2 separate regions of the Mus musculus genome follow, and region 1 is linked to region 2. A link is a contact called in ENCODE POLR2A ChIA-PET data. All regions are on one chromosome and are shown on one strand. Each heading gives the region's core, a stretch centred on a gene start or an enhancer-like site at or near the end of the contact. The rest is flanking DNA. Distances are from core to core; before and after follow the strand shown. Region 1 holds the start of Chchd10 (coiled-coil-helix-coiled-coil-helix domain containing 10). Region 2 holds the start of Gstt2 (glutathione S-transferase, theta 2).

Region 1 (3,389 bases), core at 584-3,083, 98 kb before region 2:
TTTGGTGAGGTGAGTAGGTAAAAGACAAGCCACTCTTTCCTTTAAAAAAATGCCAGACTCAGGCTAGAGAGGTGGCTTAACTGTTAAGAGCACTGACTGGGGCTGGAGAGAGATGGTTCAGTGGTTATGAGAGCTGTCTGCTCTTCCAGAGGTCCTGAGTTCAATTCCCAGCAACTACATGGTGGCTCACAACTGTCTATAATGAGATCTGATGCCCTCTTCTAGTGTGTCTGAAGGCAGCGACAATGTACCCACATACACGAAATAAATAAATACATCTTTTAAAAAAGGGGGGGCAGGGGGCTGGCGAGATGGCTCAGTGGTTAAGAGTGCCGACTGCTCTTCTGAAGGTCCCGAGTTCAAATCCCAGCAACCACATGGTGGCTCACAACCATCCATAACGAAATCTGATGCCCTCTTCTTGAGTGTCTGAAGACAGCTACAGTGTACTTACATATAATAAATAAATAAATCTTTTAAAAAAATGTGCTGTTGTAGAAAATTAAAAAAAAAAAGGGGGGGGCAGGCTTGAGCAGACCCCACTGGCTTATCTATTTGGCCTCTGCTTACCTTGTATCCAGTAGGCAAGTGGTAACATTCTTCCAGCTTCAACCCCTTCTGTGGGCCTCCGTGGCTAGCCCACCTTCCAGATCCTCTACTAAGTGTGGTAATGTGGGGTAATGGGGCAGGTTGGGGGGTAAGGGGGTGGGAAGTGGAGGGTGGGGGGGGTGGGGGGTCTGGCTGATAAGCTGCAAGTTCCTCAGAAAATAGTCGTGCATCCCTGGCAACACTGAAGGCTGTTTAGGTTGCACAAATAAATGTTTTAGGGTTTGGGGGTTCTTTTGTTGAGACAGGATCTTCATATAGCCTGGCTCACTCTGTAGAGCAGGTTGGTCTCAAACCCACAGAAATCCACTTGCTTCTGTCTCCCAAATGTCAGGATTAAAGGCATGCATCCAATGAAGAGTTTATTTTTAAAATGCTATGCATGGTGGTGCATGCCTTTAATAGAGGCAGATCTCTGAGTTCAAGGCCAGCCTACTCTACAGAGTCCCAGGATTGCCAGGGCTACACAGAGAAACCCACTCTTGGGGGTGGAGGGTAGGACTATGAATGCCTCATCCATTTTATGATTCTTTGACCAACACTGCTGAGATGAGTCTGAACCAGACCTGGAAATTCTAGCTATGATGATACATGCTTGCAGTCCTATCAGTCAGAATAGGCAAAGACAGGAATCTTGAGTTGGAGGCCTGCCTGGGCTACATGTACACATACTAGACTCTGTCAAAAAAAAGAGAGAGAGAGAGAGAGAGAGAGAGAGAGAGAGAGAGAGAGAGAGACTCTGTCATAAAAAAAAGAAAAGAGGGGTGGGTGGGAAGGGAGGAAGGACGACGGGAAGGAATGGCAGCCTTTAAAAGGTGAGGCTTTTTAAAAGATTGCAGATGGCCAAGTAAAACTTACCACTCTCTGCCCCTACTTTGCAGCAGCTCAGGGCCCCACTGGCCCACCAGAATTCAGAAGAGAGCTGAAGGCCTGGTGGAAGAGGCCTGCAGTGCCTTGTAGAGCCATTGTCATCCAAGAGGGAACACTGCACAGTTGGACACTCGCTGCAGAGATTAGAGTAGTTGAACTGTTTTCAGCACGTAGACCTCCCTCTCAGATGTGATTCTGTCCCTGTCTCAGATGGCTGAGCCTGACTGGTCAGGAAAAGCCTGTTGGCTAGTGTGCCCCCCGGCCAGGGAACAACCTGAGATTCCAGTGTCCAACTCAAACATCCCTGACCCTTTCCTCCCAGCCAACTGACCCAGTTGCCTGCTAGTAGAGAAAAAATCTGGTCCCTCCCTCCAAGATCCTCGCTGACTGCCTCTGGTCTGAAATTGTTAAGTGTGCGCATTTGCATCAGCCATTTGCATCAGCGTGTGCCAAGTGTCAGTAGAGGTCAGAAGAAGGCATCAGTTCCTAGATGGCCACCCTGTGGGTGCTAGGAACGGGAGCCAGGTTTCTCTGCAGGAGCAACAAGTGCTCCTAACCACTGATCCATCTTTCCAGACCCGTCTCTGTTTTGTTTTAAGGTGTGGGGACTGGCCAACTTCCGCCATATGCCTCAGTTTCCCCTGAGGTCACATTTCAATAGTCCGCTCCTTGCAAGAGCTATTGTACCACTTTCCTGTTAGCTAGGGCTGTTTAGATTGGGGATCTGACCACCTGCCACAGGCTAAAACAAGTCAAGCCACCATGGAGAGACCTGGCGAAGGATGAGACTTCTGAAGTGGGGCTGGAGAGCAGAATTGAGCTCTCCCCGGCTCTCACTAGTTCTAAGGGACCCAGCCCCTCCGGGCACTCCTCCCTAACTCAGACCGCTGCTGCAGGCCGGTTGAGTTTAGAACAAAAGGCAGGGGGAGGCGGGGCGGTGGGGGGTGCGGTCCCGGCGCCGGCGGGGGCGGGGCGAATGCTATAAGGGGCGGCGGCCCGGCCTGGCCCAGCAGGCCCAGCAGCCCCGGGGCGGATGGCACGGGCCGCCTGTCTCCTCCGCGCGATTTCGCGCGTCCTCCTGCTCCCGCTGCCTCTGCTGCTCCTGTTGCTGCTGCTCCTGCCGTCGCCGCTGATGGCCCGGGCCAGGCCACCGGTGAGTGCCCGCCACTCCTCCCCGAGGGAGGGCTGGGCACGCGGGCTGGGCCCACTGGCTGAGCTTGACCCACCAAGCGAGCTCCCTGGCTACCCTAGTGCAGTCTGTCCCCGAAATGCCTTCTGGGTCTCTCTGAGCGTACTATAATGAGCTTCCCGTGGTTGGCAGTGTGCAAGTGGAGCTGGTGAGACGCGTCTCTGCGCTGAACTCAGTTTGGAGACCGGCTTCTCCAGCCCCCAGCTAGGGATGCTGGAGTGTGTGTTGATAGAGGTAGCAGAGGGAGTGGATGCCAAGGCCCCTTGTTCATCACTGGAATGAAGCAAAGCAAGTCTGGGGGGAGGGGGGAGCAAAAAGGGGCAGCCTCCGGGTGTGTGGTTCCAGTAAGCACCCCTGCAAGGTGTGTACCGTGGATGGAGAATAAAGGAAGAGCTAGGAAGGAGAAAATGGGGCCCAAGTTGAGAGAGGTGCCCCAGCTTGCAGGAGACAAGTCTGGGAGTCCTGGTAGCCGACAGAAAATGCACCTGAGAGAGATAGTGTGTGCGAGCATCAGGTGCAGTCAGAATAGAAGGGAGCACCGGGGGAACAAAAGCATAAAGAAGAAGAGAAAGGAAAGGGGGTGCAAAGAGGCAAAGGGGAAGAAGAGAGATTGAGGGTTTCCCAGCCTGTGTGTCCCAATGGCTGCATCCTTCTTCCAGCTTGGTCTCTGAGGCACCTGTCAGAGTAGAGACTAAGCTGTGCTGGGGCTGGAGCTGGAACCACT
Region 2 (3,427 bases), core at 131-2,630:
TAGGCTCCCCCTAGGTGGCCCAGGGTATAAACTGCCAAACCCCACTGCCATGAGCAACATACTTCCTGTAGCAAGCAAGGTGCCACAACCTAAAAGCTACATAACCCACACAAAACAGACCACCAGCTGGGGTCTGTTCATACACTAGGTTCAAACGCAGGAAACTATGGGCTGTGGGGAGGTGGGGCGGGGGCGGGCATTTCTCATTCAAACTACCACTCACTCTGGCTTTAGGTATCTGACAATCAAGATGAAAACTATTACCAGTCAAAAAGGGAGGGTAGCAAAAAAAAAAAAAAAAAAAAAGGGGTATTTTTGTCAAGATTCAAGGAAGCCCTTTTTTTGGGGGGGGGGAGGGGTTAAGAAGCCGGAAGAGAGGATGAGATGGAAGAGGGGAGTGAGGCAGCCAAACCAGTTCCTTGCCAGTGTGGGAGGGGACTCTCCGGAGAGTAGCGAAGCAGGTACCTGAGTCTGCAGGGTGAAAGCCGGGGGGGGGGGGGGGGGGGTGTTTCGGGGCGGGATTCAGGGGTCCATCCATTCAAGAGCCATATCTGATCCCGTGAGAGAGGATGTCTGACCTAGGGGAAGCACGTGAAATAAACAAGGCCAGGAGACTTCTAGGGGCCAATCACATCAGAGGGCTTGGGTGGGTACAGTCATCTTGGATCACATGCTCTCCCTACCGAATTTGCACGAGCAGAGCCACGTGCGGTGCAGGGCTGCAGAAGAAGCTCCTCTGGGGACAGCTTTGTGTTTTTCAGAATCCTTTTCCTCAAAAAACAACACCAGCTTATTTAGGTAAAAGGGCAATTTGGCTTCAGACGGTTCTGGCGGTGGGAGGGGCGAGGGGAGGGGCCACTTGAGAGAGCTCGGTTTGAGCCTACTGGCTACCACAGCTCCTAGCTATCAACTCACAGGGTAAGACTGGTTCTATGGCAAATGCCTGTAGTCCTAAGCACTTGGAAAATGAAGTCGAATTTGAGGCCAACCTGGACTATATGAGTCCCTGTTTCAAACAAAACAAAACAAAACAAAACAAAAAATAGCCAACCAAATGAATCAAACAAACATAAATTCCCTGGAAAGCCAGGCAGGATAGGTCTCACCTGGGAGTCCCAGACATTCAGGAAACTAAGACAGGAGAATCAATGGAGCAGAAGGGTTTGAGGCCAGCCTGTGCTATAGCAAGACCCCTACCCCTCAATGTCAAAAAAAAAAAAAAAAAAAAAAAAAAAAGAAAGAAAGAAAGAAAGAAAAAAGAAAAAAAGAAAAACGCCCAGGGAAACATTCTGGTGCCCGATATGGCCCACGGGCTATAGCTACTCTAAAAGATTCAGATAAAGCCAGTGATAATGGGCACCTCTTTTCCCCATCGGAAGATGCTACCGTGGAGAGTGTTGGAGGCGGGCGAGAGAGGTGGTCCTGTGACTCCTTCAAGCTTTGCTGCCCAGCCTCACAGATCTGGGGAGGTCCAGTGTTCTTAGACGACCTGTTTTGCACGGGGCAGCTGGACCAACCACAGTTCTTCCTTAAGGCAAAGTTTCTAGCAGCCTGCAACAAGCTTCACCCGTTAAAGAAGGATCAGCGATCAGCCTCTAAGATCCCCTCCTGCAGTAACTGAGAGCTAGGAGCTGAGCGGTCTAGTTCCCCGCAAACGACTACGTCCACAGAACTCTGAGTTGGGTCCACGAAAGCCCAGCTAGGCCATTTCCGCGTCCGGGTGAGACTAAGGTCCTGGGCTGGATTCCTGGCTCCACGGTCCGCTGGAGCAAATCGCATAAGTCAGTCTGAGTGCGCGCGCACCTCAGCCCTGCTTTTGGTATAAAGTCCTCCAAAGCGTCTCCCTCCCCAAGATCAGCAGGTGTCAGCTATCCAGAGGAGGAAATCGTTTGGCTTGGCCAACTGAGGCTGTGCTGGACCCCAGCTTGCTGTTATCGAACGCAGTCGGCACACCATCTTGTGTCGCTACCGGCAATGGGCTTGGAGCTCTACCTGGACCTGCTGTCACAACCCAGCCGCGCTGTCTACATCTTCGCCAAGAAGAATGGCATCCCCTTCCAGACGCGTACCGTGGATATACTCAAAGGTTGGCACATTTACCCCTAGACCATGTCAGTCCTTCACATTCTGCCTGGGTACAATCTCCCCATCATCTGACCCCCCCCACCCCCAGCGCCGTCCACCAAGGAATGCTCTGCTCTCTTTGGAGTGGTCTTAGTCAGTTCAGAGCCCTCTTTAAACGTAACTTCCGCTCTGACAAGAGAGACTTTTTGTCCTGGGACGTGGGGAGAAAAATGAAAGATTCCTACAGTTTCTGCTTTGAAGGCACGCAGTGTTTAGATTCACAAAATTCCGGAGACTTTGCAGGGAAGAGACACATAGCTGAGCCACCTCTGTGCCTCTGGTTCCCGGCCCATCCGGATTTTGGCCGTTTCGACCTTGCTCTGGTTGCAAAGAGAAAGGGGAAAATAGGAATACTGCTTGAGTCCTTGCACGCATTTTCTGGCTTCTTCCTTCCCAGGGCAGCACATGAGCGAGCAATTCTCCCAGGTGAACTGCTTAAACAAAGTTCCTGTACTCAAAGACGGAAGCTTCGTGTTGACCGAAAGGTGCAGCTGTAAATATACCCAGAGCCCTCACTACCTCCTCCGGCTCCCTTTGGCCGCCCCACTTCCGTTGGAGTGGGGTGCGGGGCGGGGCCCTGGCCGACTCCGACCCTAGGCTGTGAGGGGGCCTGGCTAGAGCAGACTCTGTGGGAAGGGGTCCTGGAAGACTAGAGGGCTGATCCAGCATGTCCCTTGCTTCTGTCCTGTTTCATCTGCTGGACTCCCCCCCTCCCCCTCCAGGCCTCCCTATCCTGATTGAGGGGTATTGGAAGGCGACAAGGGGACGATTGTCAAGGGTTAGGGAAAAAAAAATGTAGATTCAACAAAGGACTAGGAAGGGCTTCTCCTAACTTCCTAGATGTCCTGTTTAATCCGCCAAAGCTTGGCCCCGGAGACCAATGAAAGGGTCAGGGCTCACAGACTGTTTGGTTCTCCCATTAGAGTCTAGTGTCAGAGAGCTAAAAAACAAAACAAAACAACAACAAAAAAAAACCCACAAAACAACAACAACCACCACCAAAAAAGAAAGGCGGAGAGAAAAAGGTCTGGCCAGGGGTCAGTGTCCACGACATCAAAAAAAGAGGCGACCTGGAGAGGGGCAGAGCTCTTGCTGGTGTCTGTCTGTGTGTGTCTGTGTGTGTCTCTGGGTTTCACCATGCACAACATTGCAGAGAAGAAAGGCTCTGGGGACAGGCAAGAGTCATGGAGAGATAGGTGGTGAGACCAGAGGGAAGTACTTCAAATGTGAGAATTCTGAAGGCCCCGCCAAGGGATGGGAAACAGCCAAGGTCCTTAAATCCCCTCTTCCCATGGTCCATATA

The links. ChIA-PET counts read pairs that join two places held with the same protein, here RNA polymerase II (POLR2A).
Region 1: POLR2A ChIA-PET joins it to region 2 with 69 read pairs in embryonic stem cell. The contact joins the promoter of Chchd10 here to the promoter of Gstt2 in region 2. POLR2A ChIA-PET finds 5 or more read pairs at or near these places in 4 of 5 experiments (Patski and embryonic stem cell).

The regions. Positions count from the first base shown.
Region 1 is chr10:75,931,574-75,934,962 of GRCm38, reverse strand. It overlaps Chchd10 (coiled-coil-helix-coiled-coil-helix domain containing 10), which reads right to left and starts at 1,833. Exons shown (of 5, transcript NM_175329.4): 1 at 1,465-1,833. Mmp11 (matrix metallopeptidase 11) reads left to right here and starts at 2,461. Exons shown (of 8, transcript NM_008606.3): 1 at 2,461-2,629. The coding sequence starts at 2,510.
Region 2 is chr10:75,832,834-75,836,260 of GRCm38, reverse strand. Gstt2 (glutathione S-transferase, theta 2) reads left to right here and starts at 1,380. Exons shown (of 5, transcript NM_010361.2): 1 at 1,380-2,086; 2 at 2,522-2,609. The coding sequence starts at 1,975.